Regions from separate parts of the Homo sapiens genome. Here all the other regions are linked to region 4. Evidence: chromatin contacts called from ENCODE Hi-C or POLR2A ChIA-PET data. All regions are on one chromosome and are shown on one strand. The core of a region is the stretch at or near the end of the contact, and the rest is flanking DNA. Distances in the headings are between cores, read along the strand shown.

Region 1 (4,888 bases), core at 292-2,791, 680 kb after region 4:
CTGGGACTACAGGCGCCCGCCACTGCGCCCGGCTAATTTTTTGTATTTTTAGTAGAGACCGGGTTTCACCGTGGTCTCGATCTCCTGACCTCGTGATCCGCCCGCCTCGGCCTCCCAAAGTGCTGGGATTACAGGCGTCAGCCACTACGCCCGGCCTAGACAATGGTATTTTAAAAAAGCTTTCCAGTGATTCCATTGTACAGCCATGATCCCTTGAACCTCACCAATTTCAACCAAACTATAGGTTCAAATTTAAGTTCCACTACTTAAAGCATGCCACTGTTGTGGGTTGAATTGTGTCCCGGCAAAAGAAGTTGAAGTCCTAATGCCCAGTGCCTATGAAGATGGACTAATTAGGATGCAGTCTTTGAAGATGTTCAGGTTAAGATGAGGTAATTACGTTGGATTTCTAATCCAATGACTGGTGTCCTTATAAAAAGGGGAAATCTGGCTGGGGGTTGTGGCTTACCCCTGTAATCCCAGCACTTTGGGAGGCCGAGGCGGGTGGATCACCTGAGGTCAGGAGTTCGAGACCAGCCTGACCAACATGGTGAAACCCCATCTCTACTAAAAATACAAAAATTAGCTGGACGTGGTGGTGGGTGCCAGTAATCCCAGCTACTCTGGAGGCTGAGGCAGGAGAATCGCTTGAATCCAGGAGGCAGAGGTTGCATTGAGCTGAGATGGCGCCACCGCACTCCAGCCTGGGCAACAAGAGCCAGACTCTATCTCAAAAAAAATAAAAATAAAAATAAAGTGTGGGCGGGGAATCTGGACGCAGAGACAGAGACACCAGGAGAACTCCATGGAATACCAGATAGTCCTAACAAACCACTGGAAGGTAGGAGAAAGGCATGGGACAGATTCTCCCTCATAGCTCTCAGCTGAAACCAACCCTGCCAACACCTAGATCCGACCTCCAGCCTCCAGAACTGTGAGACAATCAATTTCTGTTGTTGCAGCCACCCAGTTTGGGGTGATACTTTGTTACGGCAGCCCTAGTAAGCAATACAACTACTTGCATAGTAGCCAGGGGACTCTCTTCACCTGTTTCCTCATCTGTAAAAGTGGAATTGTAATAATGTGCCAGGGTGCATTCCAAATAGTTTACACGGATTGTCTCAGTCATTACATCATCCCTCTGACATAGTCACTATTACTGTCTCTACTTAACAGATGAGAAAGTTGTGAAACAGGTTAAGTAACTTGCTCAAGGTCACACGGTAACTAAATACATAAACTAATAATACATTCTTCACAGGATTATTCGAAAGCCCTTATGAGACTGCAGATGTGGACGTGAAATCGTTTTGTAAGTAGTCGGCATTTTACTCGCGTTAGTGAGGTTCTCTGTATATTCAGGACTTTTTTTTTTTTTTTTTTTTGTCATCTCTGACTCTCCTTCCTCTTCCTACGCGATACTTCTTTCCCTCGGCGACAGGGGCCGCTGCGCTGGGCGGGTGCCGACGGTCTCTCTAGCCCGCCGCACCGGCTGCTCGCTGGTGCCTATAAGTGACAGCGCCGGGCTCAGCTAGGCTTCAGTCTGCTGCCGCCGGGGCCGGGGCTAGGGTTAGTTCTGGAGCTGGACCAGGAGGAGCTGCAGCTGGGCCGGGGCGGAGCGCCGCGTCGCGCCAGGGCCGCGAGGAGGGGCGTGTTGCTGCTGGCCCACCGCGAGCCGCCCCCAGCCCGCGCCGAGGCGCCTTCCCGCCAGGCCGCCTGCCTTCCGCCTCTTTCCATTTCCCCGGAATCTCAGCCCGGCGCGCCTGGACCCCTGCCCCTCTCTGGGTGGAGAAGCTCCCGGCCGCTTCCCGGTTTCACTCCTTCTCAGCCTGGGCTCCCAGCCCCCTCTCTCCTTTTCCTGGACTGGCTCTCACCCCCTTCGGTCCCCTTCCTTTAGCTCAGGCTCCCTACCCCTTCCTTTAGCCCACAGCCCAGAGTCCCAGCTCCTCAGTCACTTTCCTCAGCCAAAGGTCCCAGCCTTCCTTCTTCCTTTCCTTTGCACTATCCCTATCCTGCCCCTTCCTCTATCCCTAGGGCTCAGTTTCCCACATCCGTCCTCCCCCTTCCCAGGCCCGGAGTTCCAGACCTTTTGGTCTCCTTTCGTGGTCGTTCCTGGGTCCTTGCCCCCTTTCCCCACTTTGGAGTTCCAGATTGCAAACCCAGCCTCCCTCCACCCCCAGAAAATTGCTTCCATGGAAATGCCTCTCTAAAACATGAACTTTTCCTAGAGACTACGCCAGTCTCTCTTCCCACTTGCTGACCCTTTGCTACCTATGTGCCCGGTTTTACTCTCATTTGGGTAAGGTCGAGGCTGGCTCTGGAAGCAGCACCATGGTTCTGCGGTCTGGCATCTGTGGCCTCTCTCCACATCGGATCTTCCCTTCCTTACTCGTGGTGGTTGCTTTGGTGGGGCTGCTGCCTGTTCTCAGGAGCCATGGCCTCCAGCTCAGCCCAACTGCCAGCACCATTCGAAGCTCAGAGCCACCACGAGAACGCTCGATTGGGGATGTCACCACCGCTCCACCGGAGGTCACCCCAGAGAGCCGCCCTGTTAATCATTCCGTCACTGATCATGGCATGAAGCCGCGCAAGGCCTTTCCAGTCCTGGGCATCGACTACACACACGTGCGCACCCCCTTCGAGATCTCCCTCTGGATCCTTCTGGCCTGCCTCATGAAGATAGGTAAGTCCCGTTTGCTCCGATGCTGCGGCCGCCACCAGACTGGTGAGCTTCTTGCCTCATCTCGCACCATTTGAGGCTGTCCAGGAGTAAGGATCTGAACTACCCCCATAAAGTAGGCAGTCTCCATCCTGCCACCTTGGTCCTTCTCAGGCTCCAGTTCTGTGGCTTCTGATCTGTGATCTGAGGCTTCCCAAGATTGGAGCCAGCACTGTGCACAGAAGAGAGCAGGATTAGAGAATGGGATGCCTCTGATCCTAGGTCCCTTCAGTAAGGCTTCCACGACTGGCAAGTCTCCTCTGGCTGGGCCAGACCCCCAGGGGAGCCAGGCACCCCGCTGTGTGTGAGACAGAAAGGAGTGTCTTCTGGCGAGTGGCACATTCTGCTCTGTCAACAGCAACCAGTGCAATTTATGACAGGCTTCACTGGAGCGTGTTCCAGGATGGAGTATATTTCTACTTGGCCTGCTTGAGGAGTTTAAGCATAGTGGAGACCTGGGCACAGGAAACTTACAAGTGTGGTGGAACACAGGGGATCCCCATATTCCCACCTTTCCTTCATCTCCAGAATGTTATCTGTCAGCTTTGCTTGTCCAGGCTAGTTAGGAGCCCCTGAGTCAATTTCCGGCCCAGGAATGCCATACTTTATAGAATCTGTGGGACAAGGGGCCCTGGAAATTTCTGAAGTCTGTTTTGGAAGTGGAGGGAGAGTAGAGGAGGTTGAGGCTTGGTCTGACCCCAGCTCACCCCCAGGTCGCTGCCTGGCTGTGTCTCAGGGTGCTGTCTGGCCTGCTGCTCAATCAAGTAGATGAGGTAGATGGGGGAGCCTAGGGATGTTCAGGCCTGAAGAGACTTTGAAACCTTCTTTTGGGGAGAAGGAAACAGACAACTTATTTGCTCTCAGAGTATTGGTCTCCCTGCTAGGCCTGAGCACTCTGTTCTGCTGAGTGATTGGGGGAGCTTACTGGAGCCTACATTGCCCAGAAGTCCCTGAAAGTGGTGTTCAGGGGGACTTTGACAACTGCCTTTGCATTTTCAGCTTGCCCCCAGCTGGCTGTGGAAGGCATGAGGTCCTGGGACTCTGCTGTCCCCTCTGCCTGAGATTTGGGTTTGGGAATTTGGCAGGAAACCTTCCAGCTCTCCCAAGGACATGCAGGAGCTGAGCGGTGCTGCCGGGCTGGTGTGAGGCAGGCTCTGGGACATGCAGCGGGAGGGAAGTGGTGCCTCTAATTTGACAGATCCAGGAGCTGGGTTCCTGGTGCAGGGCTCTTGTGCCAAGCTGGTCACAGTAGCAGAGCCTTACATGGAACTAAGCCATCAGCACCTATACCTTGATGGCAGTTAGCTTCCTGGAGAGAAATCAAGGACTGGACAAGGGGAACCATGTGTACTGATTCTGACATAAATGCATGACCTTGAATAGCTGAGGCCTTTTTCTGCAGGTCTCCCTCACCTGTGAAATGGTTAAGACTCTCAATTTGACCACACCAATTGAGTCATGAAATGTCGTCTGATTTGCTGTAAGAAGCTGAAGTGACAGTGATGTCATTTGACTGTGTGAGACCAGGAGGAGACCTCACAAGTGCAATCTATAAATTGCCTCCTGTCCCCGATCCCCTCACCTGCCCACCACACCTGGCATTACATTAGGGCATTCAGGGCTGGCAGACACACTTTGAGTGTCAGTGGCTGCTGGTGGGATGACAGCATGACTGCAGAGACCCCACTCTAGGCAGTCAGAAGTTTGTCCCTGCAGGCCTGGTATCTCTAGTGCTAATGAGGTCAGCTTGGCCTGGCCTGCTTTGTCACCACCCAAGTGCTGTGCCCGGGACCCTGGGCAGCTGGAGAGCAGAGATGGTGTCATGGCAACAATATCAGTCTAGAAGTCAGGAAAACCTGGCTTCTCTTCCTACCTCCCTCTGTCCTTGGACCAGTCACGCCTCCCTACCCATCAGTTGATCTTTGTGGTCCCTTCCAGGTGTGATATTTCTGTCATTCCACTGACTCTGGAAACTCTGGCAAGTCACTCAGCCTTGGACCTCAGTTTTCCCATTGTAAAATGATGAGGCTGGATGTGGTCTCCTTTCCAAAAGTCTGTTTCTGCCTTGGAAAGGCATTTTTCTGCCTCTGAAAACAGGAGTTCTAGCATCTGGCCATGAGTGGAGAGAAAGGTGGTCTAAAGATCTGAAGAGTCCCTGTTCAGGCCTCA
Region 2 (4,492 bases), core at 1,500-3,999, 540 kb before region 4:
GCTGGATTAAAAATTGAAGAACTGCATTAAGGATCTACCATCCCTATACAGTATTACTAATACAATCTAGGATTCTCAAGAGTAAGTCACTTCCATTATGAGATATCAAACAAAGTAATACAGGGTGAAGGGCTTTATTTTGCCTACTCGGCTAGGGCAGGAATTAACCTATCTAACTTCAGTAACCTTCCCTGATTCATGTAAAGGGGTCCTCCTGGCTGTCCTCATCCCAGAGACTTGAAACACGAATTAACCTATTTTTCAAAAGGGTTATTTGCAATGACCTTCTTTAGAATTTTTTATTGGCCAGGCACGGTGGCTCACACCTGTAATCCCAGCACTTTGGGAGGCGGAGGCAGGTAAATTACTTTAGGTCAGGAGTTCCAGACCAGCCTGGCCAACACGGTGAAACACCATCTCTACTAAAAAAAAAAAAAAAATTAGCCGGGAGTGGTGGCACATGCCTGTAATTCCAGCTACTCGGGAGGCTGAGGCAGGAGAATCGCTTGAAACCAGGAGGAAGAGGTTGCAGTGAGCCAAGATCACGCCACTGCACAGCCTGAGCAACAGAGCAAGACTCTATCTCAAAAAACAAATACAGTATTCTTTATCTTAAGGTTTAATACCAGCACTTTGGGAGGGAGGATCACTTGAGCCCAGGAGTCCAAGACCAGCCTGGGCAACAGAGTGGGACCCCAATCAATACAAAAATTTTTTTAAAAATTTTTTTAATTAGCTGCGCTGGTGGCCTGTGTCTGTTGTCCCAGCTACTCTGGAGGCAGAGGCTTGAGCCCAGGAGGAGGTCCAGGCTGCAGTGAGCAGTGCTCAACTCACTGCACTCCAGCCTGGGAAACCCAGCGAGACCCTATTTCAAAAAATAAATACATAAAAATTGGCCAGGCACGGTGGCTCACGCTTGTAATCCCAGCACTTTGGGAGACCGAGGCGGGTGGATCACCTGAGGTTAGGAGTTCAAGGCCAGCCTGGCTAACATGGTGAAACCTTGTTTCTACCAAAAATACAAAAACTAGCTGGGCATGGTGGCACACACCTGTAATCCCAGCTACTCAGGAGGCTGAGGCAGGAGAATCGCTTCAACCTGGGAAGTGGAGGTTGCAGTGAGCCAAGATCGTGCCATTGCATTCCAGCCTGGGTAACAAAGTGAGATTGTCTCAAAATAAATAAATAAATATAAATAAATTAAATTAAATAGTCGGGCACAGTGGCTCATGCCTCTAGTCCCAGGCATCTGGGAGCCTCTGGTGGAAGGATGGCTTAAGCCAAGAAGTTCGAGGCTACAGTGAACTAGGAGCTCTCCACTGTACTCAAGCTTCAGCAACCAAGCTAGACTCTTGTCTCTTAAATGAAACAAACAAACAAATTTTACCTTAAGCTGATTCTAGCAATGCAGTCTTCCAACAGGAGGACATACACAGTTACCATTATCTAGCCAAATTTGATCGAATCCACAATCCACGCAGTTCCGCGGTTTCCGGTAAGAATCTACCACACCTCATCCCCTAAACTGGCTTCATTTCTAAACGGGCTTCATTCCTTTTTTTTTTAAGATGGGGTCTTGCTGTGTTGCCCAGGCTGGTCGCGAACTTCTGGCCTCAAGCGATTCTCCTGCCTCAGCCTCCAGAATAGTTGGCATTACAGGCGCGCGCCACCACGCCCGAAATTCATTTCTTTAATTTGGCGAAAAAGTAAGTGACTTCTAGAAGCCACTGGGTTTCTGGTTCCTCTATAAAGCAAATTCTTCCACTGAAGGACTTTTTCCTTCCACTGTTTGTTTTAAAAAGAACAAGAAAAGGAAGAGGTTGGAAGGAGCGAGGAGCTGAGTGTCCGAATGAAGCACTGGAGGGTTTTTTTTTTTTGCAAGCAATCAGTGATGCCCTGTAAGTCACTCTCCTCCGAGATTTGGGAGGTGCGTGAACTGCCATTCTACCATTCACCACTGGTTCTTTGGTCCACCGATCACAGATGTGAGCTGCACAGACATCGCAGCAAATTCGATGCCTTCCCGGTTTCCCGGAGCCGGGGTGTAGAGGGTGGGAGAGAGGGGTCGCTTCTTTTCCTTAATCTCATCTCTCCACCAAGAAAAACGTCGGGAGTTTCGTGCCCTGAAGCCGCCCAGGCTGATGTTTGAAAGTTAAATAATAACCTCCAGGTTTTTACAGAAACTCCGCCTGGCTCCGAAGCCCCCGTTCTGCCCAGCAGGGGTGCAGAGGTCTGAGGCAGGACGGTTTTGAAAAATGTACTTTGACCCGATCCGGTTACTGTAACCGGATCCCCAGGGAGCAGTCCCTGTTGGGGACCGGGGGAACAGGCTCCCCCGTGGCGGAGACTCCATGCACGGACACAAAGGGGGAGCAACGCAGCCCAGACAAAAGGGCCCAGCCAAGTCTCGGGGGGCGGAGAGGGCGAGCCTGCGCGGGCCCTGCCTCAGGCGGAGAAGCCCGGGTTGGACCGTTGTGGGAGGGCCGAGGAGGGAGGCGGCGGCCCCGCCCCGCCCTGGCCCGAAGCGACGGCGACCCGGGCCGTTACCTTCTGCCCGGACCGGGACCCTCTCGCAGAGCCAAGAAAGGGGCCGCAGCCTGAGAGGAGGCCGCAGCCTGATACTGAGCGCGTCCTGCTCACTTTCCCTTGCTCGCTGAACTTACCCAGATCTCCGCCGCCGCCTCCTCAGCCTCCACAGCAGCCTCTCCCGGAAATCCTACCTGGCCCGTTGGCCGCCAGGCAGCAGCCGGAGCCCTTGGCCCCCGGGGAGGGGGAAAAAGGGAGCCGGCTGGACAGTGTAGGGTAGGACGTGCCGCCGCGGAGGCTTACGGGACTTGTAGTCCCCAGCAGGGGCCGGTTGCCCGGCAAGCTGAACAAAATGGCGGGAAGCGTGCGTCCTTTCTCTCCGGGCGGTCGTCCTCCTTACGACCTCTCTGGGCATGCGCTGGCCGCTCTGCGCACCTTGTGTGTAAAAGAACTTGGGCACCTTTCCTGGTACTATGGGAGGCAAAGGTCTTTGGGCTTGGGAGGACAGGGTTCAATACTGGGCTCCAGGCAGTACCCAAAAAGGGAACTGATACAAGAGTGTTGTTTGAGAAAACTGTATCCCTGACTGGCCAAATTTCAATCATAACCTCCCCAAAGGAAAAACTATTTATTGAGGACCAATTTGAAGTGCAAAAAACGTACAAGCAAGTTATCTACCCTCAGTGTTGTGCGTAAGAAACCCAGGAATCATTCTGGACACTTCCCTCAAGCCATTAAGTCCAGTCATTCTACATCCCCAGTATTTTAATTCATTTCGATATCCTTCACTACTATCACCTAGTGAAAGCCACCATCACTTCTCTCCAAGTCTCAGTAGTTTCAGGCCCTAGGCTATCACCCTCCGAAAACCTTCCTTGCTGCTGCCAGAGGACCCTTCTAAATGCAAACCCATTGTATCACACAACCTAAATTAGACCTACATGTAAAACTTGAAGCTACGGCACATCTAGAGGACATTCCAGGAGAAAAATCGATGTGACTTTTCAAATACACTATCCATAAAATTAAAAAAATTGGCCAGGCGCGGTGGCGCATGCCTGTAATCCCAGCTACTCAGGAGGCTGAGGCAGGAGAATCGCTTGAACCCAGGAGGCGGAGGTTGCAGTGAGCCGAGATCTTGCCATTGCAGTCCAGCCTGGGCGACAGAGCAAGACTCCGTCGCAAAACAAACAAACAAACAAACAAACAAATTATCCGGGGCCTAGTGCCAAGCTCCTGTAGTCCCAGCTACGTGGGAGGCTGAGGTGAGATGATCACTTGAGCCTGGGGGGTCGAGATCGCACCAGTGCACTCCAGCCTGGGCAGCAGAGCAAGACCCTGTCTCAATAGAAAAAGAAAAAAGAAGAAAAAAAAATTGGCCGGGTGCAGTGGCTCACACCTCTCATCCCAGCACTTTGGGAGGCTAAGGCGGGAGGATCCCTTGAGCCCTGGAGTTTGAGACCAGCCTGCCAGCCTGGGCAACAGAGTGAGGCCCCATCTCTACAAAAACAATTTTAAAAATTAGCTGGGCATGATGGAACGTGCCTGTAGTCCCAGGTACTCAGGAGGCTGAAATAGGAGGATTATTTGAGCTGGGGAGGTCCAGGCTGCAATGAGCTGTGATGGTGTCGCTACACTCCAGCCTGGACGACAGAGGGAGACCTTGTCTCAAAAAAATATTTAAAATATATTTATTGGCCTGGCACGGTGGCTCACGCCTGTAATCCCAGCACTTTGTGAGGTTGAGGCTGGTAGATCACCTGAGGTCAGGAGTTCGAGACCAGCCTCTCCAAAATGGTGAAACCACATCTCTACTAAAAATACAAAAATTGGCCGGGCACGGTGGCTCACACTTGTAATCCCAGCACTTTGGGAGGCTGAGGCGGGCGGGTCACGAGGTCAGGATATCGAGACCATCCTGGCTAACGCAATGAAACCCTGTCTCTACTAAAAATACAAAAAATTA
Region 3 (4,725 bases), core at 732-3,231, 840 kb before region 4:
GCAGTGGCTCACGCCTGTAATACCAGCACTTTAGGAGGCCAACGCGGGCGAATCACAAGGTCAGGAGATCGAAACCATCCTGGCTAACATGGTGAAACCCCGTCTCTACTAAAAACACAAAAAAATTAGCCTGGTTGGGCCAGGCGCAGTGATTCACGCCTGTAATCCCAGTACTCTGGGAGGCTGAGGATGTGGGATCACCTGAGGTTGGGAGTTCGAGACCAGCCTGGCCAACATGGTGAAACCCCGTCTCTATTAAAAATACAAAAATTAGCTGGGTGTGGTGGCGGGCGCCTGTAGCCCCAGCTACTCGGGAGGGTGAGGCAGGAGAATCGCTTGAACCCAAGAGGCGGAGGTTGCAGTGAGCTGAGATCGCGCCATTGCACTCCAGTCTGGGCAACAGGAGTGAAACTCCGTCTCAAACAACAACAACAACAACAACAAAATTGGCTGGTGTGGTGGCACGCGCCTGTAGTCCCAGCTACTCGGGAGGCTGAGGCAGGAGAATCGTTTGAACCCAGGAGGCGGAAGTTGCAGTGAGCCACCACTCCAGCCTGGGCGATAGAGTGAGACTCCGTCTCAAAAAACAAATAAATAAATAAATAAATAAAAAGGGTCCCCAAATGCACTTTGGTAACTATTAGAAGAGGCAAGGAGGAAGAAGATAATCCCTCAAGACTAGAATTATGTCTGACAGTCTCTTTTCCTAAAACCCGTCTTGATTGGCCTAAACAGACACCAATCAAGGCCCCATCTGTGTCTACTAGGAAGTGGTTTTGAGATTTCTCTCATCTTGAGAGAATCCAGGGCTGCGCCTGCTCTGCTGTCTAGGTCAAGACTTCACCCTCTTGTCTTGTGGATCATCCTCCAAAGACCCTCGGGTTGAGATTTTGCCTTCATCTCTCCTGCCCCTCAATTAGATAACACCTGGCCAATTCCTGTCATTTCAGAAAGCGGGAACACCTTAAGCATCTTTCCTCAACGATCTCTGCTTCTCTCAAAAAGATAGGTTTCTCCATCCCCTGACCGAGCGGGTTACTTTGTTCTCCACCTAGACATCAAGAGGCACCTAGACACCTTCCATCCCCTCAGGTTTGGACGCTGCTCTTTCGTACTTCAGGAGGCTCTAGGAGTCTTCCTACCACGCGCTCATCTGTGGGGAGACCTGGGCCTGCTCACTTCCCCTTAGAGCTCCTCTTCCTTCCCTGCCTTTGGAAAAAACCTGCCCTTTTTTCCCTTGTTCTGAGTGGCCGAGGCCTCTACCGCGCCCCTCGGGATAAGCTGGACTCTGCTCTCCTCAGAAGAACCCACTCTGTACTCTTGCTCTCCCGCCAAGGCTCCGAGAGGGTCTCCTCCCAGGCGGGCATCCGGGCTTCCAGCACCTATCGTCCCCCTCCCACTGGGCAGGACCCAGGCCTCCAACCAGCTCCTCATCCAAGGGCCCGGTGCTCCCCGGACCCCGCCTTTGGGGATACCCCAGGCTCCCCGGACCCCTCGATGGGGTCCTGGGCGCCTGGCCCTCTCAGTCCGGAGTCACTCCGGCCCCTCCTGGCCCCTGAGCCGAGTACTTCCGGGCCCCTCGGTCCGGGGGCGCCGGGGCCCCCCCAGTGGTGGACTCGCCGGTTCCCGCCGCCCTGGTCTGGGGCCCGAGCCCCGGCGGCGCGGCCGGCTGCGCTGGGGGCGGCCCGGCGGCTCGGGCGGACCCAGCGGCAGCGTCCCCCCACCCCCCCGCGGCGCCGCGACGTCCGCTCGCTCCCCGGCGGCGGCGGCGGCACGCACAGGGCGTGGGGAGGCGCCCGCGGAGGCAGCAGCCCCCCGCCCCCTGCGCGCCCGCCCGCCCTCGCCGGCCGCCGCGCGGCCCCCGCGCCCGCCCCCCCGCCCCCACCCCACCCCGCGCCCGCGCGCCCACCCCTCCCCCTCCTCACCGTCTCCGTCGGGCGGGCGGGCGGCGAGCGGCCAGGGCGGGCAGGCGACGGAGCATGCGCAGAGGCCGCCACGGCAGCTACCGCCACCGCCGCCGCCAGGCCGGGCTTCAACACTTCCGGCCGCCGCCGCCGGAGAGCTGGCGCCTTAAAGGGGACGCGTCCCTATTGCCGGTCCCACCGAGGATTAACCTTAGCCAAGGGATTTGGGCCTTACCTAAGCAGAATTCTTTCGCCCTTGAAAATCAGTGTTGGAAAGGTCGCTAGAGACCCCAGTAACTCTCCTTCCCGCACTCATAGATGAGGAAAATAGGCCCTAAATGAAAGAATCACCTCAACCACAATTGAGGGCCAAGCTAGCTTTCTCGACTCCTCTGGAGGACTCTACTCCATTTACCTCCCCAAATCCTGTTTTATGAAGTTTACATCTTATCGGACCCTTCAAGTTACAATCCAGCTATCAGTTTGCAATCAGAAGATCTGCATAGATCAGTAACTGGTCACGAGTCCTTGAGCAAGCCCTAAGCATTGTCTGACCCGTGCCTGTTTGCCAAGTTTTTCCTGCTTGTGAGTTTCTGGGTTGAAGTCTTGACTCCCCTGCTGGAAGTGTAAACGACTCTGGAGGAATTTCTTGACAGCTCTAAACCTGTTTCCGATAAGACATAATGTGAGTGCTAAAGAAGGTGATACCTGCATGAAAAGTGCTTCAGAGAGTTCCTGGGGTCAGTAATAGTAATTAACAAGTATTAAGACCTTTATTTTTTATTTATTTATTTATTTTTTTAGACAGAGTCTTGCTCTTTGGCCAGGCTGGAGTGCAGTGGCGCGATCTCGGCTCACTGCAGCTTCAGCCTCCTGGGTTCAAGTGATTCTCCGGCCTCAGCCTCCCGAAGAGCTGGCACTAGAGGCGCGCGACACCACGCCCGGCAATTTTTTTTTTTTTTTGTATTTTAGTAAAGACAGGATTTCACCATGTTGGCCAGGATGGTCTCAATATCTGACCTCATGATCCACCCGCCTGGGCCTCCCAAAGAGCTGGGATTACAGGCGTGAGCCACCGCGCCCGGCCGTATTAAGACCTTTCTATGGCCAGGTGTGGTGGCTTACGCCTGTAATCCCACACTTTGGGAAGCCGAGGCGGACAGATCACTTGAGACCAGGAGTTCGAGACCAGCCTGGGCAACATGGTGAAACCCCGTCTCTACTAAAAATACAGAAATTAGCCGGGCGTCGTGGCACGCGCCTCTAGTCCCAGCTACTCAGAAGGCTGAGCCAGGAGAATCACTTGAACCCGGGAGGCGGAGGTTGCAGTGAGCCGAGATCAGGCCATTGCACTCCAGCCTGGGCAACAGAGTGAGACTCTATCTCAAAAAACAAACAAACAAAAAGACCTTTCTATGGCCTATGGCTTGGTGAAGATGCTTCTGTCTTGTATAATCCTCACAGCAACCCTACTAAGTAAGTTTCTCTTTTTTTTTTTTTTTGAGACGGAGTCTTGCTCTGTCGCCCAGGCCGGAGTGCAGTGGCGCAATCTCGGCTCACTGCAAGCTCCGCCTCCTGGGTTCACACCATTCTCCTGCCTCAGTCTCCTCAGTAGCTAGGACTACAGGCGTCCGCCACTACGCCTGGCTAATTTTTTTGTATTTTTTAGTAGAGACAGGGTTTCACCGTCTTAGCTAGGATGGTCTCGATCTCCTGACCTTGTGATCCGTCCGCCTCAGCCTCCCAAAGTGTTGAATTACAGGCGTGAGCCACCGCGCCCGGCCCTTCTTTTCTTTTCTTTCTTTTTTTCTTTTTTTTGGTGGGGGGGACCGGTCTGGGTTGATCTCCCAGGCTGAGTGCAGTGGCGGGATCTCGGCTCACTGCAGCCCCAGCCTCCAGTGCTCAAGCAGTCCTCCTGCCTCAGCCCCCGGAGTAGCTGGGACCACAAGCAGGAACCACCATGCCTGGCTAATTTTTACATTTTTAGTAGAAATGGGGTTTTACCATGTTGCCCACTCTGGTCTCTAACTCCTGGGCTCAAGCAATCCTCCTGCCTTGGCCTCCCAAAGTGCTGGGATTACAGGTGTGAGCCACCATAATTGTTTGTTTATTGATTGATTGATTTGGAGACGGAGTCTCGGTCTGTGCAGTGGTGCGATCTTGGCTGCCTCCCAGGTTAAAGCGATTCTCCTGCCTCAGCCTCCCGAGTAGCTGGGACTACAAGCACGAGCCACCACGCCTGGTTAATTTTTTGTATTTTTAGTAGAGACGGGGTTTCACCGTGTTGGCCAGGATGATCTCGATCTCTTGACCTCATGATCTGCTGCCTTGGCCTCCCAAAGTGCTGGGATTACAGGCATGAGCCATCGCGCCCAGCCAATTTTTGTATTTCTGGTAGAGACAGGGTTTCACCATGTTGGCCAGGATGGTCTCAATCTCTTGACCTCGTGATCCTCCTGCCTCAGTCTCCCAAAGTGCTGGCATTACAGGCGTGAGCCACCGTGCCTGGCCATTTATTTTTATTTAGTTATTTTGGAGGATAGAGTCTCCTCCTGGGCACAAGTGATCCTCCAATCTTGACTTCCCGAGTAGCTGAGACTATAGGCTTGCACAACCACGCCCAGCTCCTTTTTGTATTTTTCATAGAGCTGGGGTTTCACCATGTTACCAAGGCTGGTCTCAAATTCCTGAGCTCAAGTGATCCACCCACCTCGGCCTCCCAAAGTGCTGGAATTATAGTCGTGGGCCACCGTGCCTGGATGATAACTGATTTTTTTTTTTTTTTTTTTGAGATGGGGTCTCGCTCTGTCGCCAGGCTGGA
Region 4 (4,685 bases), core at 834-3,333:
AAAATCTTTAGTGTGGCAGCCAAAAAAGTAAGACATGTATTTCCATACCTCAATTAGTTTGTCTCCTTTGACTACATCCAGATGTAAACCGGGAGGGGGCTTACCTGCCCTGAAAAATAAAAATAGAAAAAAGCATTTTCAGGATGGGTTTATAAATGCTATTTACAACCATTGTCCCATTCAACATTGCAGCTCTCCTACCAGCCTATAATTAGTTCATGTTCAAGCAGAAATGTCATCCACTTCACTGTTATTACAGCTCCATTCTACGTTTGACACTTACTTCCCTAGTGATTCAATTGCTCTGCAACAGATTTTAGTAGATCTGTATTTAGAGCAGCACCAAGAAACCTATATTTTAACACTGGATCTTCACCTCAGAGAAAGAACTGCATAGAGAGTGCAAGTACGATAGCTGGGGTGGTCTAGTCACCTGGAGTTTGAATCTGAAATCCACCCCTACTCCAATATCATATAAAGACCGAATAAATTAGTTGCTGTTTGGGGCTCATCAAGATTAGTCTCATCACAGAGTAAGCAAAGAGTACTGTCCTGAGCTCTGAAACCAAATCAGAGGTGCATAATTAGGGAACTAGGGCAATTCAAAATCATGCCCCATGAAACCAGGTACCAAATGAATATGTTACCCTTGAAACAGGTCTTTCTACAACAGCATGATTAGGGGACGTTTCCTCTATATCCTACAGCCATACCATTCAAGGGAGACTCATATGTCAAAGCACCTAACGGTGCCTGGTACCTACCAGATCCTAAGGAAAGGGTAGGTGATCTCAAAAACAGTGCTTTCTAACTATGTTTGCTATCTCGGCCCAAATTTGAAATCAATACAGCGAGGGATCAAAATGGATACAGAATTTGTAGACTGAAGCAACTACTACAAAAGTGCAAAGCGATCCAGAAAATAGCCACACATTTGCTTGCTTTTTGGGTTTGCTAATTTGAAGTTAGAAAAAAGAACCACCTCACTAGAACCTTTAGATTTGCACATGAAAAAACGTATCCTTGTCTAGCTAACTGAAGATTCAACACAGTCATCTCACAATCCTGCCCCAACCCCTCCTCTATGGAAAGGACAATGCACCGGACAAAAGGCCATTTTGTCCAGGAAAAAGGAGGAATGTTACATCCAAAACATACTTTCTGAATTCCTACTATGTGCCTGACTCAGGCCTAGGAGCTGGGAATACAAAGATGCAGTCTTTGCCCTTGAGGATGGCAATACAACGGGAGACAGAGACAAGCAACAAACAATACACTGCGATGAGCTACAGCAGAAAAAAACTCTTAATTCAGAAGCGTTTCCTTGTAAGGTAATTCATATTTATTCAACTTGTACCCTACTCAAAGACCAAATTAAATTATTTCATTATTCCCAAGAACTTTCGAAGGGATAAAAAGGGTTCATGCCAACCATTACTAATGCCTACTAGTGCCACAGACTGGGAGCTCCCTGAGGGCAGGGATGGCGCTAACCTACCCTCGTATTCTCTGTGGCAGACAGACAAGTGCCGCACGAGGGATGCAGCAACCACAGAGGGATGCGGGGCTTGGAGGTAGGGTTGGGGCCGGGGCTGGCTCGAGCGCGCTCGGGACGTACAGGAAGGGGCCAGATGCGATGCTCCACGAGAGCACCAGGCACTCAGTCAAGAGTTGGGCGTAAGTTCGGGCCAAGGCCTCGAAGCGCTCCGGCGACTGGCTAATCGCTCAAAGGGGCTGCCTAAGTGAGCGCCTTTGAGCCCCCAACCCCGGGTTTCTTCAGTTCCTGGGCCTGGGCTCCAGGCTCTCGGTTCTTCAACACGTCGCCCGGCCCGGTGCAGCAAACAGTTTTTCCTCAACCATTCCGGGGTTTCTGAGCCGTTCGGCTCGCAGCAGAAAAGTAAAAAAAGAGCCGCCCTTCCAGCCCAGGCTAGCTCCGGCCGGGCCACTCTAGCCCTGGCCGCCCCGCCACTCACCAGGTTGGGCAGTCGAACAGCGGGAGGCTAGAGCCGGAGTTCGCGGCTGCCGCCATCTTGCGTCTCCCCCTCCCATTTGGCGCGCCCTAAGCACGCCGGGAAACTGGAAGACCGAGAAGGGAAAAGCGGCATCCCAGCAGCCTGTGCGTACGCACGCTCACGCACGCCCGTACGGGGGGCGGTGCTTCTAGTGGGGACAGAGGAGCTTTTGGGATTTTTTTTTTTTCAGCGTTTGTGCGAGTTGGCCGTCTCTGGAAGTCTCCAGTGGTTAGGGTTTTCCTTGGCCAGGAGGTGTCAAAGGAAAAGGGGCTTTGTAGGGAGGGGAGTCAGTCTTTCCCTACGTCCTCCTGCAAACGCTTCTTGGCTCTAAAATCTTGGGACTAAGCCGTGCGCGATGGCTCACGTCTGTAATCCCAGCACTTTCGGAGGCTGAGGCGGGCGGATCACTTGAGGTCGGGAGTTTGAGACCAGCCTGACCAACATGGTGAAACCCCGTCTCTACTAAAAATACAAAAATTAGTCGAGTGTAGTGGCACATGCCTGTAATCCCAGCTACTTGGGAGGCTAAGGCAGGAGAATCGCTTGCACTCGGGAGGCAGAGGTTGCAGTGAGCCGAGATCGCGCCATTGCACTCCAGCCTGGGCAACAGAGCGAGACTCCGTCTCAAAAAAAAAAAAAAAAAAAGTAAAGAAAGAAAAAATCTGGGGACTACATCCTCCTCCAGAGTTTAGGTTAAGACCGTCAGCCTTTTGCCCTCAAAGCGGAGAAGCTAAAGGGCAAAACTCGGAGATTGGAGTGATTATTGTTTCTCTTCAGCCCTTCTCCAAAAAGTGGCACCCTACTCACTTTTTTCTAATTCACGTTTAGGCCTGTAGATTGTCAGGGAATCTGCATTAGGGGTCACCTAGTCTGTTTATGAAAACTCTGGACAAGCAGGAGCCAGGAGCAGGTCCAGTCAGAAAGCAGGGGTCCAAATCATCACTGTGCTTGGCTCAAATGGTTAATTTTTTTAAAAAGGATTTTTTGCTTTTGGTTATAGGGCAAGGAAGCATAAGGATTGCTCGCTTGCCCTAGATCACCAGCTGGTTTTAAGAGACCATTAGCAGGGCCTCTGGTTTTTTATTTTTTATTTTTTTATTGATCATTCTTGGGTGTTTCTCGCAGAGGGGGATTTGGCAGGGTCATAGGACAATAGTGGAGGGAAGGTCAGCAGATAAACAAGTGAACAAAGGTCTCTGGTTTTCCTAGGCAGAGGACCCTGTGGCCTTCCGCAGTGTTTGTGTCCCTGGGTACTTGAGATTAGGGAGTGGTGATGACTCTTAATGAGCATGCTGCCTTCAAGCATCTGTTTAACAAAGCACATCTTGCACTGCCCTTTATCCATTTAACCCTGAGTGGAGAGAGCACAGGGTTGGGGGTAAGGTCATAGATCAACAGGATCCCAAGGCAGAAGAATTTTTCTTAGTACAGAACAAAATGAAAAGTCTCCCATGTCTACTTCTTTGTACACAGACACAGCAACCATCCGATTTCTCAATCTTTTCCCCACCTTTCCCCCTTTTCTATTCCACAAAACCGCCATTGTCATCATGGCCCGTTCTCAATGAGCTGTTGGGTACACCTCCCAGATGGGGTGGTGGCCGGGCAGAGGGGCTCCTCACTTCCCAGTAGGGGCGGCCGGGCAGAGGCGCCCCTCACCTCCTGGATGGGGCGGCTGGCCGGGCGGGGGCTGACCCCCCCCCCACCTCCCTCCTGGACGGGAGGGCCTCTGGTTTTAATGGCATTGTCTGTTCAGCAGTTACCTGGGCAAGTATGTATTTTATATGGATCATCTCACTTAATCCTGACAATACTCTTGAGTTAGGTATTATTATAATTCCAGAGGAGAGGCTTAGAGAGATTGAGTTACCCAGCTTCACCCTAGAACAAGTGGAGTGGGATCAAAAACCTAAACCTATATGATGCCGAAGGCCATGCTCATGAGTCACTATTCTCTCTTACACTTTGATGTTGGTATAATTATATTTATTATTAGCATGCAACTGATGCCCCTCTTTTTCACTTTTGTAGACGCGTTGGGAGGATTATCTGACCAGTTTTTCCTTTTTTAAATAAATCAATTGCTAAGTTCCTGTTCATCCAGAAAGAGGCACTGCTCAGCAAGTTGAGGAATCTATGATGAAAGTAGTTCTTTTCTTGCTTCCATGCTACTGGTTCTGTAGAAAATCAGCCTATTCAAAAGATTTTTGCCCTTGATGAAGTCTCCAGCCCTCAAGATTTAACTGCAATATAACTTAGAAGGAGTGAGAAGATCAAAAAAGTAACTGCAATATAACATTAACTTGGATTTTAAGATTATCAACTCTTAGGTAGACTGGAGAAACACCTTTTCCTCTGGCCTTTAAAGCACAATAAACTTATCCAGCAAGGATGGCGACTAATCAGATCACTTATCAAATGGCCTGTTAATATCCTCCTTTTCAGCCTTGTGATTCCAAAGTAAGACTAGGCTGATTGGAAAAATTCAAATTCTAAACTTGGTTTCAAGAAAACAGAAATAATCCTATGTCCCTCTCTTCTGAATACAGGGCATGATTTTTTAGAAGGAATTAGTCCCAAAAGTTTTTGAGTCTAACAGAAAAGAAGAAGATACTTTTACCTACAGAAATTGTGTGGGCCTTTGAGGTTCTATGCTCCTTTTAGGCATAACAT
Region 5 (4,371 bases), core at 865-3,364, 680 kb before region 4:
CGCCTGGGGTTGGAGTACAGTGGCACTGGAGTATAGGTTTGAGTATAGGTCACTCCTGGGCTCCAGCGATTCTCCTTCCTCCAGCTACCTATCATCATGCCTGGCTACTTTTTAGCCAATTTTTCTTAAACATGTATTAAGACTTCAATCCAGCCAGGTGTGGTGGCTCACGCCTGTAATCCCAACATTTTGGGAGGCCAGAGGCTGGCGGATCACAAGGTCAGGAGTTTGAGACCAGCCTGACCAACATGGTGAAACCCTGTCTTTACTAAAAATACAAAAATTAGCCTGGCGTGGTGGCGGGGGCCTGTAATCCCAGCTACTCAGGAGGCCAAGGCAGGAGAATCACTTAGCATAATCACTTGAACCCGGGAGGCAGAGGCAATGGAGTGCGCCACTGCACTCCAGCCTGGGCAACAGAGCGACTCCATCTCCAAAAAAAAAAAAAAAAAAAAAGACTTCAATCCAGATTCAGTGCTCTAGAAGGCTGTTTCCTGCATGGTTTGTCTCCCCAGTAATTGTCGACAGGACTCTGGGAAGCTGTAGGAATATGCAGGCGCAGACACGAGGCCCAGCTTTATTTCCAACGTTGTGGAAAGGGACTTGTACATCATGGGGCAGAGCCCTATGCTCCCCTACGCCACTTGGACAGAGCCCGGGGAGAGTGACCTCCCGGGTGTATCCACGTTGGACAATCAGTGTAACGCATAAATTTACAGAATCCAATAGGAAACAATTTCATCCATTCATGTTACTACAGATCTTAAACAAGAAAGCAAACGAGTTTCCACCCTGTCCACAGTGGGGTGTTAAAAAAAAATCGGTTTCTAGACTGGTAACATGCATATTCAGCTATTCTAATTACTTTACAATAGGCGGTTAGTACTATGTGGAAGGTACCGCAGAAGCAAAGACAACAATTAGGCCCAGCTATCCTAAATTCAAATGAAACACGTGGACTTGTTAATTACCCCCAAATCGGCCAGGCACGATGGCTCACGCCTGTAATCCTAAAAATATAAAAATAAAAATGACCCAAATCACAAAAATACGAGAAAGCATAATTACGAAACGCAATGCTTCCAAATTATGAAAATCTTCGGCCTGGCGTGGCGGACCACAAGGTCAGGCGTTGGAGACCAGCCTGGCCAACATGGTGAAATCCCGTCTCTACTAAAAATACAAAAATAAGCCAGGCGCGGTGGTACACGCCTGTAGTCCCAGCTACTCGGGAGGCTGCGGCAGGAGAATTGCTTGAGCCCAGCAGGCGGAGGTTGCAGTGGTGCGATCAAATAAAAAGAAAAATTGAGAAAATTCTTAAAGGCAAATGAGGATCCAGAATAAAACTGTGTGCAATTATATTGAGAACGACAATGTGCCTACTATGAGGCAGTAAGATAAACAGTGGGGGTGGCGGTGCACCTTCAGAGGCTCGCTGGGTCGGGCGGCAGCCCTGCGGGTCCCGAGGTCTCCATGGCCCACTTCTGGCCCAGGCCCGTCTAACGCGTACTTTAGAGTTGGGACCGATGCCGCCTAAGACACCCATATATAGTTTTAAATTACATGATTTCCGGCCAGGCGCGGTGGCTCACGCCTGTAATCCCAGCACTTTGGAAGGCCGAGGGTGGTGGATCACCGGAAATCAGGAGTTCAAAACCAGCCTGACCAACATAGCGAAACCCCGTCTCCACTAAGAATACAAAAATTGGCCGGGCGTGGTGGCACGTGCCTGTAATCCCAGCTGCTGGAGAGGCTGAGGCACGAGAATCGCTTGAACCCGGCAGGCGGAGGTTGCAACGAGCACTGCAGTCCAGCCTGAGTGACAAACCGACTCCGTCTCAAAAAAAAAAAAAAAGTAAATAAATAAAATACTATATGATCTTCCTAGGGAAGCTCGGCTACTGATCTATAGCATTAGACCCACAACTCCGGTGGCAAGCATCTGATCACACTTACCAAGGATCACACTTACCAAGGAGAAGAAGCGACCACTGCGAATCTGTCTCCAAAAAGGAGAGAGAAAACGCGAAGCATCCTTTTTAAACCTTACGAAGTGCCCGGAAGTCCTGGAATGTCTATTGCGCGTGCGCAGAAGCATGCGCAGTTAGAGAATCAGAAACTCACTGAGGCTTCTGGGAATCTACTGCAGATTGAGCCCCACCCCTTCCTGGCTGGGAGGCCTCTCGCGGTAGTGGATCCTTCCCGCGGGACCTTGCTGGGGAATGTACGTTACAGAAATAGGTTTGTAGGTATGTAGCTGCAGAGGACGTTTACTTCTGTGCAATCACTGGACTCAGTCTGTAGGATATGCCCTTAGATAAACTGGCCAAAAAGTTTTTGGAAGAGTCGAACGCGGTGGCTCACGCCTGTGATTACAGCAGCTCTGAAGGCCGTGAGGGGCGGATCGCTTGAGGCCAGGAGTTCGAGACCGGCCTGGGCATCATGGCGAAACCCCGTCTCTACAAAAAATACAGAACATAAGCCAGGCATGGTGCCGCGCACCTCCAGTCCCAGCTACTCGGGAGGCTGAAGCATGAGAATCGTTTGAACCTGGGAGGCGGTGGTTGCAGTGAGCCGAGATCGCGCCGATGCACTCCATCCTGGTCGACAGAGCGAAACTCTCTCTCCAAATAAATAAGTAAAACGTTGGAATAATAAGAATGCAGAATGAAAAAAATACATATAGAGAAATACGGAGTATCAAAAGGAATTGAATCTGCTCTGTCACCTGTGAAAGAAATAATTTGATAAATGTGAAGGTAAATAAGATGAAAGTGCCCCTAGACGAATCAGATAAAAGTTTAAAAACTCCAGGCCTGGCCCGGATAAAAATAAATAAAAATAAAAAATAAAAAACTCCATTGCACAACAGTGTGAATGAATGTAATTAAAAGCACTGCCCTATACTCTTTCTTTTTTTTTCGAGATGGAGTTTTGCTCTGTCACCCAGGCTAGAGTGGAATGGCGCGGTCTCGGCTCACTGCAACCCCGGCCTCCCGGGTTCAAGCGATTCTCCTGCCTCGGCCTCCCCAGTAGCTGGGATTACAGGCGCCCGCCACCGTGCCTGGCTAATTTTTGTATTTTTAGCAAGACGGGGTTTCACCATCTTGGCCAGGCTGGTCTCGAACTCCTGACCTCAAGCAATCCACCCGCCTCGGCCTCCAAAGTGCTGAGATTACAGGCATGAGCCAGCGCACCTGGACTTTTTTTTTTTTTTTTTTTTTGAGACGGAGTCTCGCTCTGTCGCCCAGGCTGGAAGGAAGTGGTGTGATCTCGGCTCACTGCAACCTCCACCTCCCAGGTTCAACCAGTTCTCCTGCCTCAGCCTCCCGAGTAGCTGGGACTATAGGCATGCCACCATGCCCGGCTAATTTTTGTATTTTTAGTAGAGACCGGGTTTCACCATGTTGGCCAGGCTGCTCTCGAACTCCTCACCTCAAGTGATGCCCGCCTTGGCCTCCCAAAGTACTGGGATTACAGGCCTGAGCCACCACACCTGGCCCCCTATACATTTTAAACTAGTTAAAAATGGCAAGTTTTATGTATATTTTACCACACACAAAACCCTCTGAATATGAAGTAGGCAAGTAAAGAATGCTTACGATATATATACATAAGAAATGTTGCAAATATGATGGAATTTTTAGTGTGGTGTAAGGTGGAAAAACGTTGGCTAGAGAGACAGAGCTATCACAGCTGGGCTATCTTGAGTAGTAACGTTTATGGTGTTCCTCCTACATATTAGATTTTGTTCTGAATGCTTTATTACGTACATTATTTACTATCGCAGCAATTCTTTTTTTTTTTTTTTTTGAGATGGAGTCTTGCTCTGTTGCCCAGGCTGGAGTGCAGTGGCTCGATCTTGGCTCACTGCATTCTCTGCCTCCTGGGTTCAAGCAATTCTCCTGCCTCAGCCTCCCGAGTAGCTGGGACTGCAAGCAAGTGTCACCATGCCCCACCAATTTTTGTATTTTCAGTAGAGACGGGGTTTCACCATATTGGCCAGGGTGGTCTTGAACTCCTGACCACGTGATCTGCCCGCCTTGACCTCCCAAAGTGCTGGGATTACAGGCATGAGCCACCGTGCCCGGCCTACAAATTTTTTTTTTTTTTTAGATGAAGTCTCACTCTGTCCCCCAGGCTGGAGTGTAGTGGTGCGATCTCGGCTCACTGCAACCTCCGCCTCTCAGGTTCAAGCAATTCTCCTGCCTCAGCCTCCTGAGTAGCTGGGATTACAGGCGCCCGCCACCATGCCCAGCTAATTTTTGTATTTTTAGTAGAGACGGGTTTTCAGCATGTTGGTCAGGCTGGTCTTGAACCCCTGACCTCATGATCCACCTGCCTCGGCCTCCCAAAGTGCTGGGATTACAG
Region 6 (4,284 bases), core at 1,039-3,538, 600 kb after region 4:
TGTCTTTCCAGATCCTAAAGTCTAGGTGTGCAAAAACACCCTACATAAGATGCCCAATGAGTCAATACTGAACTCCTCCCGGCTAAAAAAAACTGTCAATTGTATGAAACTGGTAAATAGTTGTTAACATCATCATCATAATATTTACACGTGTTCTCTCTTTCCCTCGTGACCCTCAATGAAGGTGTCCCAGGCAGAAATATGGGCTACTGCTCAATTATTCGGCAGAGTTGATCCAAAAGCACTGTTCCTTCAAATTGAGATAAGACTCGAACAGAAGTGCTCCCATATAGGTCAAAAAAGGAAAGGAGAGCAGGACTCCAGCCTTAAAGCAGCATGATCACAAACTATGACGGAAAAGGTCATTTCCCACCTGCCAACGAAATACAACAACCTACAATGAAGAAACCTCAGTAAGTCTCAGACTTGGCCCAAAGGAGCCCAACTAGTTACTCCCTGGTCTGTTACAGAGGATCTGGCTATTACACTCAACAGCAAAAATTCAATTCAATCCCGCTAAAGATATAAGAATCACAAGGAAGAATAAGCCAGAACTCAAGACAGAAATAGCATTAAGTAGTTCCTTCAGTACAGTGAGCAGAAGCTGGCCACTCAACGACTCTAAAAGACACAGAAAAGCTTAGTAGGGACCACTGGGCATACCGGTGTCCTAGGTGGGGATTTCGTAACGTCTTTGAGTCAGAAGCTGCCCTCAAAATAGTTTCTTCTCAAAACGGTTTCAGGCTTTGTTAGAAAGGGAAGACTTCACTGCCACTTTACCCAGATCATCTACCCCATCCTTGGAATGAATGGGGAAGCTTCAGCCACCCTACCAGGCTCCTAAAATCACCAACTTGAGAGAAAAACTATAACGTTGCTCTACCAGTACTTCAGGAGGTTAAAGAAAGTCACAGAAGAAAAGAACTCTGGGGAAAACAGTCAAATTCGGCTATTAAGACATTAGTTACAGGCCCCTGTACCTCTCCTCTAGAAACCCTGGGAGTACACCCGCAGAGGAGAGAGAGCCCAAGCCACCAAGCAAAGTCAACCAATCTGGCAAAGGGGCGTCCCACTGCGGCTTTCAGTCCAAGAAGTGGATCCTGCTGGTTCGCAGTCTCTCTTCTATCTCCTCACTTCCTATTTACCCTTTGAAGTGGGTACTGAATAGCCCGTTCCCAAGCAGAGGCCCTTTGTATACGGGGTGCTACAGTCGCCTGGTGGAAACACCTTGGCAGAGTTGTTTGGTGCCAGGATGGGCCACTGAAGGCATCTGCTGTGGACACACACACACACACACACACACACACACACACACACACACAGAAAGAGAGAGAGAAAAACAGAAAGAGAGAGAGCGAGAAGCTAAGAGGGCAGGTCAGGTCGGCGTTGCCCTCCCAGCACTTACACCTGCCCCTTCTTCCTGACTCCGGCGCCAGATCAGATGTCAAACAAAAACTCCGCAAAAAAGTCCCATGATGGAATGACTTCCACCTCTCCCTCCGCAGAGCCTCCCCGGACTCCCACAGCCTCCCCCCGCGTCCCGACCAAACCCTCCGCCCCCACCCCGCCCCCGGACCACTCTGCCCTCCGCCCCGGCGAGGCCTGGCCCCTCTCGGGACACCCGGGGCCCCGAGGCGGGTAGGCTCAGGCCCCCAGGCCGGCAGGGCTGGAGCCGGCCCAGAGCGGGCGGCCCGTTCACCGGGGCTGCGGGAGCCGGTCCCCGCCTCGGCGCCCGCGGAGGGCAGGGGGCGGCGGTGACCCGTACCTGTCAGGTCTCTTCCCCCGACCGGCAGCGGCGCAACTTCAGGAGCCCATGTCCGTCCGGGGGGGGCGGCCCCTCTCCCGGGAAGGGGGGCGCGGATCCCGGGGAGGGGGCTGGGGGGCTCGAGCAGTTCTAGCCCCTTCCCATGCTCCCCGCCCGGCGCCTGGCCGGGGCCGGACAGCGCCTCCGCCCGCCCCTGCGCACCGCCTCACACCCGCGCTCACACACACTCACACTCCCTCGCGCGCTCTCACACACGCACTCCCCTCCCTCCTCCTCCTCTGTTTATCTCCTCCAGCTGTCTGGGGACCCAGGAGAAGCCCAGCAACGCGCCTGCGCCACGCAGTCTCCGCCTCCGCCCTGCGCCTCGCAGCCGGCGGGTACGCTACGAAGACTGCGCCCGGCCGCTTCCAGAATGGCTAGCCGGGCCCCCCCACTTACCCCCCCGCGCCCGGTCAACGTCTGCTGCCGGCGGCGCCCACTAACCTGCTAGTGGGGGAGCCCCGCACCGCCGTGGCCAATGGGCTTCGCCGCTTGCGGGACCGGCAGCCAGTGGGCGGGCGGGAAAGCTGGGCTAAGCCCTGGGGCACCCTGGGAGTCGTAGTTTTTCGCCGTCGAGGAGTTCCTGCAGAGCGGGCTCACCCCGCCCGGTTGCCATTAGTTACCCGGACGCACCTCCCACCCCACCACCGGGTAAAACGCTCCTCACACCGCTTCTGGGACACCCGCCCACACGCTCGCCCACTGAACCCCAGGTCCCCTCACAGCCCCTTAAGAGCTCCTAAGACTTCCTCTCAGCCCCCGAATTCTGGGACCTCTCAGGCTAGGGCCCCGGGGGGCTCCTCAGCCCACTCCTTCCTGCTCTGGGGGGCTGCTGAAGTGGCACAGTCCTCACTGACGTCTCCTGGGCCTTAAGGAAGAGAATGAAAGAGAATCGGGCCTACGCTGAGTAGCCTGGAGAGGAGTCAGCCACACACACTCTGGGTGCCCTCGGGGTGATGGGAGCGACTAGGTCCATCTGACCCTAGCGGAGTCACTGCTGCTCCCACCTCTGAGGAAGAGACGCAGTTCCAGCCTTGTGGAGTCCCGGGTCTGATGGAGGAGAGACCCTCCTCTTTATTAAGGAAGTTCCCAAGGTGACAAGGGTGGCACTAAGCCTATCTTCTTAAGGCAGAGACCAGGCCCCACCCGTGAAACCTCAAGTCAGAAAGGGAAGACGTGTCACCTTCTGACAAAGGAAACTTGTCACCCATAGGGTGCCATTTGTCAGATACTAACAATAATTCACTTTTATTCGCACTGGATTGGGTACAGTCTCTTAGCTAGGTACTATTGCTGTCTGTGTTTTGCAGAAAAGGAAAGCTGAAGCAGAAAGGCTAAAAGCAACTTGCCCCCGGGGTCCTGATAAGTTGGCAAATTGGGAATTAGACCCAGATCTGCCTGACACCAGAGTCTGAGCCTTTTAACACTGCCTGTCTTTCCTGTGAAAACCAGACAGCACCCGCTCTCAGTAAGGACTGAATATATGTATTTGGCATTTATAGTGTTTATCACTCCATGTGTCGCTTGTTTTTTTTTTTTTTTTTTTTTTTTTTTTCCAATTCTGCTCACATCATGAGTACGAATTTGTCTGTGAATACCTGAATACTCCCAGAGACAAAGGTAGTATTCTAATTGCTGGTGATTTCTCCGCAAGGGAGATTTCTCCCCATTTAGAGGAGTAAGAACCTATCCTTGTGAAACCGCTCACAAAGCCTTTTATGCCTTTCTCCTAAAAATATTGTGGGTCATTCCCCCTGAACTCTCCACCACAGCTGTTCTACTGAATATAAAAAATCATAGACTTTGGGACTAGAAGAAAGCTTTGAGATCATCTATCTGCAGCTCCCCAGGTTCAGGCTGCAACCTTGGTTAGGGTCATTGGGTTAATTAAACTGAATAATATCTAACATTTATTGAATACTTACCATGGGAGATAAGTGCTACTAGTGAATTAAGAAATACTCCCGGGCTGGGCGCGGTGGCTCACGCCTGTAATCCCAGCACTTTGGGAGGCAGAGGCGGGCGGATCACGAGATCAGGAGATAGAGACCACCTGGCTAACACGGTGAAACCCCATCTCTACTAAAAATACAAAAAAATTAGCCGGGCGTGATGGTGGGCGCCTGTAGAACCAGCTACTCGGGAGGCTGAGGCAGGAGAATGGCGTGAACCCGGGAGGCGCAGCTTGCAGTGAGCCGAGATCGCGTCACTGCACTCCAGCCTGGGCGACAGAGCGAGACTCCGTCTCAAAAAAAAAAAAAAAAAAAAAAGTAAAAGAAAAAGAAACACTCCCGGCCGGGCGCGGTGGCTCACGCCTGTAATACCAGCACTTTGGGAGGCCAAGGGCGGGTGGATCGCCTGAGGTCGGGAGTTCAAGACCAGCCTGGCCAGCATGGTGAAACCCCGTCTCTACTAAAAATACAAAAATTAGCCGGGCGTGGTGGCGCGTGCCTGTAATCCCAGCTACTCAGGAGGCTGAG

The links. A loop is a pair of places that touch in the nucleus more often than their neighbours do. ChIA-PET counts read pairs that join two places held with the same protein, here RNA polymerase II (POLR2A). Pooled maps may share reads with other maps.
Region 1: a map of gastrocnemius medialis shows a loop between it and region 4 (7-fold over the local background). The contact joins the promoter of SLC9A1 here to the promoter of PPP1R8 in region 4. A Hi-C loop is called at or near these places in 1 of 168 maps with a recorded cell type or tissue (gastrocnemius medialis), 1 of 37 single-sample maps with no recorded cell type and 5 of 50 pooled maps. POLR2A ChIA-PET finds 5 or more read pairs at or near these places in 1 of 52 experiments (HEK293T).
Region 2: a loop to region 4 is called in a pooled map, with 5 times the contacts of the local background. The contact joins the promoter of PHACTR4 here to the promoter of PPP1R8 in region 4. A Hi-C loop is called at or near these places in 6 of 50 pooled maps. POLR2A ChIA-PET finds 5 or more read pairs at or near these places in 5 of 52 experiments (Caco-2, H1, OCI-LY7 and 2 more).
Region 3: a pooled map shows a loop between it and region 4 (21-fold over the local background). The contact joins the promoter of GMEB1 here to the promoter of PPP1R8 in region 4. A Hi-C loop is called at or near these places in 8 of 50 pooled maps. POLR2A ChIA-PET finds 5 or more read pairs at or near these places in 2 of 52 experiments (B cell and WTC11).
Region 5: a map of CD8-positive, alpha-beta T cell shows a loop between it and region 4 (7-fold over the local background). The contact joins the promoter of SNHG3 here to the promoter of PPP1R8 in region 4. A Hi-C loop is called at or near these places in 2 of 168 maps with a recorded cell type or tissue (CD8-positive, alpha-beta T cell and naive thymus-derived CD4-positive, alpha-beta T cell), 2 of 37 single-sample maps with no recorded cell type and 8 of 50 pooled maps. POLR2A ChIA-PET finds 5 or more read pairs at or near these places in 6 of 52 experiments (AG04450, Caco-2, H1 and 3 more).
Region 6: a map of naive thymus-derived CD4-positive, alpha-beta T cell shows a loop between it and region 4 (4-fold over the local background). The contact joins the promoter of WDTC1-DT here to the promoter of PPP1R8 in region 4. A Hi-C loop is called at or near these places in 1 of 168 maps with a recorded cell type or tissue (naive thymus-derived CD4-positive, alpha-beta T cell) and 8 of 50 pooled maps. POLR2A ChIA-PET finds 5 or more read pairs at or near these places in 1 of 52 experiments (activated naive CD4-positive, alpha-beta T cell).

What each region holds. Positions count from the first base shown.
Region 1 is chr1:27,151,778-27,156,665 of GRCh38, reverse strand. SLC9A1 (solute carrier family 9 member A1) reads left to right here and starts at 1,541. Exons shown (of 12, transcript NM_003047.5): 1 at 1,541-2,683. The coding sequence starts at 2,332. RefSeq lists enhancers at 147-646, 4,253-4,302 and a silencer at 1,592-1,821.
Region 2 is chr1:28,367,997-28,372,488 of GRCh38, reverse strand. PHACTR4 (phosphatase and actin regulator 4) reads right to left here and starts at 2,749. Exons shown (of 14, transcript NM_001048183.3): 1 at 2,664-2,749. RefSeq lists a silencer at 2,376-2,595 and enhancers at 2,677-2,971, 2,622-3,577.
Region 3 is chr1:28,666,040-28,670,764 of GRCh38, reverse strand. It overlaps GMEB1 (glucocorticoid modulatory element binding protein 1), which reads right to left and starts at 1,981. Exons shown (of 10, transcript NM_001319674.2): 1 at 1,926-1,981. RefSeq lists enhancers at 740-799, 850-899 and silencers at 1,430-1,719, 1,730-1,839, 1,870-2,009.
Region 4 is chr1:27,828,180-27,832,864 of GRCh38, reverse strand. PPP1R8 (protein phosphatase 1 regulatory subunit 8) reads right to left here and starts at 2,083. Exons shown (of 7, transcript NM_014110.5): 1 at 1,974-2,083; 2 at 49-109. The coding sequence starts at 2,029. LOC124903885 (a long non-coding RNA gene) reads left to right here and starts at 1,082. Exons shown (of 2, transcript XR_007065562.1): 1 at 1,082-2,116; 2 at 4,044-4,685. RefSeq lists enhancers at 1,034-1,818, 1,776-1,945, 1,819-2,604 and a silencer at 2,076-2,155.
Region 5 is chr1:28,503,686-28,508,056 of GRCh38, reverse strand. SNHG3 (small nucleolar RNA host gene 3) reads right to left here and starts at 2,114. Exons shown (of 4, transcript NR_036473.1): 1 at 1,973-2,114; 2 at 1,730-1,837. RCC1 (regulator of chromosome condensation 1) reads right to left here and starts at 2,014. Exons shown (of 13, transcript NM_001381865.2): 1 at 1,973-2,014. It overlaps SNORA73A (small nucleolar RNA, H/ACA box 73A), which reads right to left and starts at 692; the gene lies at 486-692. RefSeq lists enhancers at 1-714, 906-1,200.
Region 6 is chr1:27,232,433-27,236,716 of GRCh38, reverse strand. It overlaps WDTC1-DT (WDTC1 divergent transcript), which reads left to right and starts at 2,288. Exons shown (of 3, transcript XR_947117.2): 1 at 2,288-2,455; 2 at 3,115-3,272. It overlaps WDTC1 (WD and tetratricopeptide repeats 1), which reads right to left and starts at 2,085. Exons shown (of 16, transcript NM_001276252.2): 1 at 1,766-2,085. RefSeq lists silencers at 1,406-1,455, 1,616-1,665, 1,856-2,005, 2,206-2,265.